2 separate regions of the Mus musculus genome follow, and region 2 is linked to region 1. A link is a loop called in an ENCODE intact Hi-C map of the cell type or tissue named here. Cell type or tissue: left cerebral cortex. All regions are shown on one strand. Links, peaks and the distances in the headings refer to the core of each region. The heading gives the core; the rest is flanking DNA.

The links. A loop is a pair of places that touch in the nucleus more often than their neighbours do. Peaks named below come from ENCODE experiments on the same cell type or tissue, not always from the same donor. Only the 100,000 strongest peaks of a DNase experiment are listed, where the experiment ranks them.
Region 2: a loop joins it to region 1, with 4 times the contacts of the local background. A loop is called at or near these places in 1 of 42 quality-filtered maps.

What each region holds. Positions count from the first base shown.
Region 1 is chr10:20,145,708-20,151,084 of GRCm38, reverse strand. It overlaps a transcript of Map7 not described here. Among named protein-coding and RNA genes, the nearest start is that of Map7, 23 kb to the left of the region's middle. In left cerebral cortex, for the core only: a CTCF peak has its summit at 2,285 (motif pointing left); DNase peaks (open chromatin) are centred at 1,265, 2,153 and 2,827; H3K4me3 peaks cover 2,142 bases; H3K27ac peaks cover 2,173 bases.
Region 2 is chr10:20,196,305-20,201,681 of GRCm38, reverse strand. All of the region lies in intron 1 of Map7 (microtubule-associated protein 7), which reads right to left. It overlaps 4930405J17Rik (RIKEN cDNA 4930405J17 gene), which reads left to right. Exons shown (of 3, transcript NR_045350.1): 1 at 1-25; 2 at 1,000-1,131; 3 at 2,137-2,435. Among named protein-coding and RNA genes, the nearest start is that of 4930405J17Rik, 2.9 kb to the left of the region's middle. In left cerebral cortex, for the core only: no CTCF peak of the experiment used is centred there; DNase peaks (open chromatin) are centred at 289, 2,130, 2,469 and 2,844; H3K27ac peaks cover 2,672 bases.

The DNA.
Region 1 (5,377 bases), core at 323-5,322:
CCCCCCACACAAATACACAAAATAAATGTAGTTAAAATATGCTAAGAGCCAAGCATAATGGCTTACTCTACTGGTATTTCCACTAGAGGTAGAAGAATTTTGAGTTTGAGGTGAAGTCTGGGATAAATCAGAGTTAAAGCCTAGTATGTACCTAAATATGGAGACTGTCTCAAAAAAACCAAACTAAACCAAAAGCACACTTTACATTTCCTTTCTTTAGCATCCACCGGCACAGGTGTTGTTGAATACTAAAAGCAAAAATAGAAAAATGGGGGAAAATACATGACCAGAAATATATAATATACACACACCTATGTATTTATGTGTTGGTCATATATGAAACATGTTTATTTGAACTTTAAATTTCAAGGCAAAGATGTGGAGGAAATGTAATAGCCAATAAATTCTACTATTAATGAAGAGCGTATTTCAGGCTGGTGGATGAGTTAATGTTTAGGTAAAGGCACTTGTTGCCAAACCTAAGTTTCGGTCTGAGAATCCACTCTTAACAAGTTACCTTCTGATCTCCCACACGCATACAACGCACACACACACACCCATACACACACACACACACACAACAAAGTAAATAAATATAAAATTTAAGAAGACTTAAGAACACATGGTTGATTTTGCATCCAGTTAAGACACATGAATCGTTCATTCCTTAACACGATCGGGCACGGGATATACTCCAGTTGCAAGTTCGTTTATGTCTGAACAAGTACCAATGCAGATCTACAAAGCATTCAAGGACAAACCAATGCCTATTAAATCACTAACTTTTTACCTCCAGAAGCTGTTACTTATCTGTGTCTTATTCACAACTAAGAATGCCCTGGGCTGGGCAGCCGGTAGAGCTTCCAGCTCATTAAGCTCCCTAAACAATTACTCAGGCATCGCCTCTACACCCAGACCAAAATAACGATCACCGATCTTTCAAACGCAGAAGACAAAAATCAACCACCTTTCAGGATGTAGCGGGACATGGAAATAAATTCAGGACACTGTCAATCTTAACCTCAGGTGGAAATCGTTAGAGTTTAGGTACATTCGCAGATACATACTGGAAAACACTAAGCTCTACGGGTCTTGCGTGTTAAAAATAAGCACGCCCTCTAAATGTTGTGGTGGGGGTGGGAGGTGGAGCGAGTTTTGCATTTAGAAAACAATCACTTCTGGTTGTGGGTGTACAGAAGCAGTAACAGCTTGCAACTGCGGGGTCTGCAACTTAACATTTCTTTAAAATAACAAGGCGCCTCCCGCCCCCACGCCAAGGGTAGGAAGGTACGAGAACGGCTTACTTGGCCAAGGATTAGAACAGGGGGTTAAGAGGGAGGGTATGATGCGCAATACAGTTCCGGACAACGAAGAACAAAATCACGAGGGGGTGTGGGGGGACTTGGCTTCATGTTAAGGCGAGATGGATACGAGTGCGAAGACCTTCCGAGGCTGTGAGCTATGTCCCTGCGTGTCCCCGGTGGCTGTGCTGGAGGCAGATTGTCAACAGCGAGCCCCGGAGGCAGAGCCAAGGCTCCAGCTCTGGCTTTAGAGCCACAGGAAGAGTCGGGCTCCGTGCTCTGAGTGAAGGCCGAGTGCCGAGGTCCGGAGCCGGTCAGCCGCTCACCGCTCAGCCATCCGCCGGGCGCCTCGGCTCGGGCCCCGCTCGTCCGCCCCGCTCCCCTGGCCGCCCTGGGCGCCCCCGCCGCTCGGAGGCTCAGACTCTCACTCTTCCCGGGACCCCCGACAGCCCCCGGCGCGCCCCAGCCGCTCGGCGGCTCAGATTCTCACGGTTCCCCGACCTCCCCGGCGCGCCCCCGACCACCCCGCGCGCCCCCGACCTCCCTCCCGCGCGCCCAGGCCTGCTTCCACCTGTTGTGGCCCGCGGGCGCTCGGCGGTCGACAGTAGCGCGGACCCCGAGGGGTCGCTGGCTCCGGGGATCGCGACCCCCACCCACTCCCGCGACCCCCGCGACCCCCCTCCCGTCCGGATCGCGCCGTCACCTGGGTCGCTGTGCGTAGCGCCGTCGCCGCCCCTGTGGCCGTCGCCGCCAGCTCCCTGCTCCGCCATGGTGCTCCGATGACGCGCCGGGAGAGCCGCTCCGCCCTCTCTCCCTCGGCTTCGCTCCCGCCGGGCCCCCGCCCCCGGGGCCCGCGGCCCAGACAGGTGAGCGGCGGCCTGCGCGGGCGTGGGGCGGGGACGGCGAGCGCTGGCCCGACGCCGCCGGGGCTCGGCGCGCCCCCTGGCGGGCAGGTGCGGCGTCGCAGGCGCCCCGACGGACGAGGTCGGAGCTAGTGTCCCAGGCGGCGGGTCCTAGCCACCGCCGCGCCCGAGCGAGCGAGCGCGACGAGCGGCCACCCGCAGCCCCGGTGCGGCGGCGGCGGCGGCGTTCGAGCGCTCTGTTCCCCTTTGAACTCTGAAGCCGCCAGGTCACCGTGCGGACTGGAGTTCGTGGCGACAGTCGCCCAAGGAGCCGATGCCACGTGGAGAGCTGAAGTACACCGGCTGAGCTCCGCGCCGCGATCCCAACTCCGCCTGTGTTTTGGGAAACCTTCGCCGGTGACCCTAGCTTTTCCGTGTCTGATGGTCCAGCACGCACGTTAGTGAATCCTCTAGTGACTGGCGTGGCGTTTCTTTTTCTTCGTTTCCGATTAGTAAACTGTCTTGTGACTATCTTGTTCAGAGGGACCAGAGGCGTGGGGTAGGCAGCTTTAAAAAGAAACATTAGCGACTGAGAAACACATTTTCTGCCGGAGCGGGCAAAATAAACGATAAGCAACAAACTGCTGAGGGGGTGGTTAAGTAACCTACAGAAATGGAAACTGAAGAAGAGAGCAGCCTGCTGATTCCGCCTGCTCACACAGAGAGGCACGTGCATAACAGATCCAAAGGAGCTCTTTATCCTTTGAAACCCCACATAATGTACCGGAGACAGAAAAGTGTCAGAACACAATCCTTATTTACAAGAGCTGTCACTCTAAGCCCAGGATTGGAGTGTATCACTTCATTTACAGGCTTTCTTGGTAAAACCACCAGGCCCACAGTGGAAGAGGCAAACAGAGCTTTGAACAGTGAGATAGTCCTACATCATGTGCAAACCAAGCTTACTACCTATGCTTCTAGTCCCGGGTAAGCAGAGACCAGGTTGTTGGCCTCAGCTCAAGCACCAGGAAAGATGTCTGACTGTGAAATCAGGAGAGTTCAGGACAGCTTTCCTCGAACGGCAGAATCTTAGTTGAGTGTAGTTGGTTCAACTATTTGGCAGACCCCTGGGAAAGGAAGGTAATTTATTTCCAGGCTTCTGATTGGCGTTAAGTACACAAGTCAAGACATTATTCATACTAGATGTTTCTGTTCTGTTGGTGTTGTTTAGCTATCTTATTGGGTTTTTATATCTACTGCTCTTTCGACCTTTATTCCACCCTTCCAACCCTCCAACCCTAAGTAGTTCAGGAGAGAAAGGTGAGAGAGGAAAGAAAGGGGACCTAGACCTCCGTAGGCCACTCCCTGTTGATTGGGGGCAAGTCCAGTTGTAGTCCAGCAATAGCAAAGCCAACAACAAATGGCTCCTGACTCCCTCATTTATACCCCTCCAGAGTGCCCAGAATTAAGCTATCTGCAGCTGGCAAAAGTCACGCCCCTGCTAGTGCTGGAGGCTGATCATAATCACCTGCTGTGAAGCAGCCTCTTATCCCACACCTGGGATTAAAAAAAGAAAATTCACATAACTGGTATTTTTAAGAACCCAAAATTCTCAATACACCATCCCACCTTACTCCCTAAAGCAGGAGGATCATCAGGAGTTCGAAGCCAGCCAAGGCCAAATAGTGAGACCCTGTCTCAAAAAGAGAAGTCATTGAGGAGTGTTTGGCGGTAGTAGACCCAAGTGTGCGCTTGCCCTCCTGTTCTTTTGATTGTTTGTATTCCAGTTGTTCCAAGTTAAATGCACCAAGGAGGACACCCATCTGCACCTAAGGCCTTGGACAGACTCCTCATTCCAAACCTAGTTTCCTAGTGTCTGCTACACAGGAGATGGTTAATTCAGGGAGGGAATGACATCTGTTAAATGTCAGATGCCACCATACTGTCCTTTAGGTTGTACTTTTTACTAGGAACACAGAAGCCATCTGCTTTGAGTTCACACAAAGTTCTCCTGATCCCCTACTTCCCCTTCCCAAGGGAAGAGCTGAGCCCCTGGCACCCTGTTCCCATCCTGCCTCCTTTTCTCCCCATCCCCTGGATACCTCTCCACCCAGGGCCATTGGGTAAGGTACAGTTTTTCTTGCTCATCTATAGTAGCTTTCCAAGTCACAATATCAAGTTGCTACATGCTTTCCTATCAGTTGTCCCCTGGATGTCTTCTGCCTCCACCTCCATTGCTGGGATGATGGGGGACACCACTAGATATCCTGTGGAGTGGATCCTGCCTTATTCTCTATTGGTTCACTCCCAACTAACTAGAGTTCTACTCCTTTCCCAGACTCCTTTGTTGATATAGATCTCTCTTCTTCCTGTTTCCTCCGACATCATACTCTCCAGAGTTTAAGCCACATCTTTCCTATCTCTGCTTTGTCTCTTGGGATTCTCCACCTTGGTGACTCTCAAGTGTAGAATGTATATTCCTGACTTTAGTGCCAACCTTCTCCAATACATTCTTTGGTCGTGTGTGTGTGTGTGTGTGTGTGTGTGTGTGTGTGTGTGTGTGTGTGTTGGTTTGGTTTTTCGAGGCAGGGTTTCTCTGGGTAGCCCTGGCGATCCTGGAACTCACTCTGTAGACCAGGCTGGCCTTGAACTCAGAAATCCGCCTGCCTCTGCCTCCCAAGTGCTGGGATTAAAGGCGTGCACCACCAGGCCCGGCTGTGTGTGTGTTTATAGGTATGCATGTAAGGAAGTATGGAGATTAGAGGCCAACCTGAAGGTTGACCTGAAGGACAGTGTTGACCTTTTTTTTTGAGACAGGGCCTCTCATTTCATCCAGAGCTTGCTTCTACAATGGCTGGCCAGCAAGCCCCCAGGATCTGCCTGTCTCTACCTCCCCAGTGCTGGGATTACAAGCATGCACACCACCATGCCTGGCTTTTGGCTTTGTTTCTGTTTGTTTTTCTGGAAGTTGAACTCAGGCACTTTACTGACTGAAACACTTCCTAGCCTATTTTCAATATTCTTTGTACAATGCTATCATGGCTCTCTGCTCTGAATTCAATGTATCGAGAACATCCGGCTGAGTTTTTACCTTTGAGTTTTTCTCATACCCACCCAGGCTCAGCATTTATCCCATCCTCTCCCTTGCCATCACTGCTCATAGTTCGTTCCCAAATCTTTACAAGTCACTTCTGATGCCCTCACTTCCTATTAGCCTGACTCATGCTGGACCCT
Region 2 (5,377 bases), core at 139-5,138, 51 kb before region 1:
TCAGTGACTGAGATCACGGGAACTGGTCAGTCCCTTAAATTTTGTCCTACTTTGCTTTCCATTGCTGTGATAAAGGCCATGACCAAAAGCAACTTGGGAAAGAGAGGTTTTACTTAGCTTGCACATCCCAGTCACAGTCACCACCACCCCCCACCCCACCCCCCGCCCCCCCCCCCCAAGGAAGCTAAGACAGAAACCAAGCAGGGCAGCAATCACCCTAGAGGCAGGCGCTGAAGCGGAAGCTTAGACAACACTGCTTCTCAGCTTGCTTTTCTATACAAACTAGGCAAGAATCACCCACTGTGGGCTGGGCCCTCCCACATCAGACTTGCATACAGGCCATGATGGAGGCACTTTCTCAATTAAGGTTTCTCTTCCCAAATGACTTTAGCTTGTGTTGAATTGACAACTAACCAGCAATCTGAAAAAACTAACCAGCAATCTGAAAATGGTGCTGCACTTCGCATTTTTTATAAGAATTTAAAATATTTCACAGAAGAAAAATTAACTAAGTTTGTTACAATTATCACAATGATGCAGATTAGACTTTGGTGTTTAGTAGAATGTGAATGTTTAACCAACCTTAGGAGTTTGGTTATTACTATTTGAAGGCAAATATTAAGAGATTCCATGTATATTTTACTTGTAGTTATAGAAAAGGAAAAGAACAGAGGTTCATTTCATAAAGGAATGTAGAAAACCTATACACCTGTACCACTGACAACTAAGGGAGCCCAGCCAGCCAGGCAGCGGACAGTTCCTGCAAGATGGTTTGTTCTTTCTTGACCCCACCCAGATTGCTTCTAATCTCAAGGATTAGACCTTATCTTAAGCACCCCTGAGCACACACAGCACTTTCTTTGGACCCCTTTGATTCCTAGTTCTCTGTCCTTTGTGTTCAAGAAGTCAGGGTGGCTCTGGAAGGCCTCCTGCTGCGCTCACAGCGGCCATGGCTGTGCAGGGACTCTGTCTCAGTAGTTGTCTTCTCTTTTCCTTTAGGAGGTTCCCAGAGGACACAATTTACAAACTGGGAAAGGATGCTGCTGCCTGGCTAGTCCCAAATTTATAGTGCTTCGGACAATGATGCCATGTGCTATGTTCTATAGAAGAAATCTGTGGATTCATTTAAAGGTTTGCTGTGCTCTATGCAAACTCTTCTTCCCTGCGCCTCCTCCTCTTCTTGTAGAGCAGCCTAGCGTCCAGCTTGCTACATAGCCGAGGCTGGCCTTGAACTCCTGAGAGCTGTGTTTGTAGGTGTGAGCCACCAGGGCTAACTCCATGATTGCTTTCTTTAGAAAAGGAGCTGTGACCTGCTTGGGGTTTTCTGGCTTTGTTTTGTTGTTTTGAACTCTACACACTCATTATTCTGGACTCCTATATGTAGACTTCAAATTATAAAACCCAATTTCCTTCATGTCTGTACGTCACAGTAGTGACTAAAGCTAGCCTTTCTATGAAACAGTCAGGGCAGTTTAGGATATTTTTCTACCAAGTCGTTGATTGATCATGCCTCAGTCTTCTCCTTACTGTCACCTATAACCAACTTTCTAAGGGCCTCACAATGGTCTAGGGAAAATTACACTGCAGTAACTTAGCAGCTTATATCTGGGTACACACACATCACACTCATGTAACAACAATTAATGAAAAAACAGCCATGAATTTGAAGCAAAGAATGGTAAGTGGGAGGGTCGGGTGAGAGGAAAGGGGATGGAAAATAATGTAATGATAATCTCAAAAACAAAAGAAAAAATTTCAAACTTTGTTTGCTGGAAGCCAAAGAGCTTACTGAACAACCAGGCACAGCAACCTGCGGAGGGAGTGAGCATTAAGTTGTAACTGCGGGGAGTCAACTGCTTCCTTCAATGGAAGACTTCCTGCCACAGTTCCAGTCCTTCACCCGCGTCTACATGGTTTTAAGAGGTAATAATATCTCGGAGCTTTCCGCTTTGGGGTCAGATCTTCCAGGTTAATCACGATGTATTTCAGAGGGGACTCTGCTGATTCGGAGGATTAGTTGGCAGAGCCTGACAGCTGGGCCCATGTTAGCCCAGAAACAGAAATGAGGACTGTGACCTACTTTCAAACGGGCTATGCAGTGATTTCTTCAAACACCAGATTTCCCTTTCTGTACAGAAGCTGCTGGCTCCATCCTGTGCTTCATGGTTCGTTCCGTGATACTTTCTTCCTGACCATCTCTTCCGTCAGCTGTGTTAAGCCTTCCAGATGCTTCCAGTGCCCAAGCTATGGCACTGCAGTCCCTGCAGGACTCCGACCTCGAAAAGCAGCAAAGGGTTTCCCTCTTTTACAAATCCAGAAACACATTCATTAATCTTCCCTAAGAGCCTCAGTGTGGAAAAGCTTTACTCCAAATTGCAACAGCCTTATTATCTTCAAAAAAAAAAAAATCTAGTAATAAATGTAGTATCAAAAATAGAAGCACAAAGCTCCCAGTCTCAGTTTCAGAACAGACACCACAAGCATTTTAGTGTATGCTCTTACAGAATATGCATTCGTGTGTATGAAACAGAGCCAGAATCTTTATGTAACAGCATGTTGAAATCTACTATCTGGATATCTGCTGTGTAATAAGACTTCCTTTCCTAGTGGCTGCATGATACTGAGCTGTATGTATAGAAGCATCTCATTTCTATAGGATGCACTGTAATTTTATATTTATAATCTTACAAATTACATGTTGTAGACATGGTTGCCTGTTGAGCTATAAAAATTTGAAAGGGGCTCACTGATCAAATGAGAGAACCCTGGTAGACGATCACATAATTAGCAAAAAAGAACTAAGAGGAGAAAATAAATCTTCAGTGCACACTGATAAAAATAAAGAGAGAAAGGAAGCAGGCAGAAAGCCAACTGGGAAATGCAGAGGCCATGGTGGGTGGGTTAGCAAATCTACTTGGCATCTAACAGAACAGTAACTGCTTTGGAACTATTGAAGCTAAACCTCACAGGTAAGCAAGCATACGAGGAGGGTGAGCACATGTACAAAGTTTCAAAATAGCTTCCTACAATAAGAATTATAAAACAAAAACAAAACAAAACCTAGGTGATATGCCCTAACTAGGTGAAAAGGGTTATGTCACCAGGGCTGGGACAAATCCTGCCTCCTGACATAACACAGGCAAAACCACCACCTCTGTGACATTACTGACCAAAACATACAACCTAGATTTAATCATCCATTAGCCAAACCCAAAACAGAGATGCTACCACAGAAAAACTAGCCTAAATGCTTCCAAGAGGTGAGTAACTACACAGGGTGACTCTGGGGCAGTCCCCTGCAGCATCCTGGATGTGCACCACTGGGCAAATGGCATAGACAGCAGTGCTGCACTGAGCTACTTTCTTGCATTTGAGATATAATACACCCAAATGATAAAATCTTTTTTTTTTTAAGGACAATTAAATCTTACAGTTAAAATTGTGGGGTTGGAGAGATGGATGGCTCAGAAGTTGAGAGACTGGCTCCTCTTCCAGAGAGCTTAGTTCAATGCCCAGAACCCACAGAGCAGCTCACAACTCTAGTTCTGAGAGATTTGATCCCCTCAAGCAGACACATACGCATGCAAAACATCACCATACATAAAATTATAAAAAAAATTTTTTTTAAAGTTTAAGTTTTTGGTCTAGTTAATTTGGGGTATGATTTTTTTAATCAAAACATTTTTATAATAATTTTTAAAAAGTTAACATTGGCGGAATCTAAGAGAAAAGTGCACAGGAACTCTGTCTCATTCTTGCAATTCCTCAACTCTTCCTGAGGCCCAACATTGTATGAAGGAGGCTTAAGGCAGGACTACTCAATCCCTGTTTATCACTGATAGAATGAACACAATGTCCGGGCTCTTTCAGAGATACAAGAAAGCTAATGAAAATAGAAACAATTGAATGCAAAACTCTCAAATTAATCTTTTTCTAAAACAGCTAGAACAACTTCTCCAAAACAAAAGACAGAAAAGAAATTCAAGTTTCTCATGTACAAAGCCGGGCAGGGTGGCGCATGCCTTTAATCTCAGCACTTGGGAGACAGAGGCAGGCGGATTTCTGAGTTCGAGGCCAGCCTGGTCTACAGAGTGAGTTCCAGGACAGCCTGGGCTACACAGAGAAACCCTGTCTCGAAAAAAACCTAAAAACCATGTACACCTTTCTCCATCTCAATTAAAGCAACTTATTATAACTTCCAGAGGAAAGGACACAATCTATTCTTACATACTTAGTATATCATTTTCACATGTTTAACTTTTTCCTTTACAAAATAAAAAATCAATCTGACTTGATCAGATGAGAAAGTTGTGCTTCTTAATTTCAAGCTATCAAAGATTAAGTATGAAACGTAAGCAAAAATGAAACGTAAGCAAAGAGCTACGGGAGGGGGAACTGCCGGCCCGAGGGAAGGCGGATCTGTCTGGTGAGGACAGGAAACCTGGGCTGGGGGAGCTCCAGAGAGCAATTCCCCCACAAGGCTGGAGAATCACATTCTTATCTTAGACGAAGCCTGGGAAGACACACCTCTAGAAAGGTCAGCTTGCCCTCATAGAACCAGGATGGAGCCCACACTAACACCCTGAGCCAAGTGAAAGTCTGGCATTGTTCTAACACAAAAGCAAAATGTGTATAATGCTTTTTTTCTGTAAAGTAAGATAAAAGCTAACAAAGTGTTCTTATTGAAGAAACACTAAGATTCGGGAATTGGGAGACAAAAGCTACCACTGGACTGTAGCGCATCACCTTGTTACAAACATCAATCTTATTGATTTATTTTTGTTCTTTTTTTCCCCCATCTTTTCCCAAATAACCATTCCAGTATGATGTGGCTAGGTGGGGCATTAACTGCCTGCTTCACTAAATTATTCAACAGTTGCTAGAAACGTGAATTCCTTAGTTTCCCCCATCAAGTGTTAAGACCCAATCCAGTTCCCTGACCCACAGACAGGTGAGCCTCAGTTTTCCTCGCCAGTGTTTGCACATAAAAAAGGACTGAAGGCTTCTATCATGTGTGAGGATATGCTCTTCATATGTATCTTTATTACAAAATAAATCTAACCAAGAGCAACAACGCCTAAACAAAAGTACATTTATTCATTTAATCAGTGGCCCAAGAACTACGAAGCTCTGCTTTCAAGAGGACGGGTTCACCCATTAAACGCATTTGGAAAATGATGAGAATCATTTCTCTCCTCTCTCTCCCTCTCTCTCTCTCTCTCTCTCTCCCTCTCCCTCTCTCTCTCTCTGTTTTGTTGTTGTTGTTGTTGTTGTTGTTGTTGTTTTCTTCCCGAGACAGGGTTTCTCTGTGTTTCCCTGGCTGTCCTGGAACTCACTCTGGAGACCAGGCTGGCCTCGAACTCAGAAATCCGCCTGC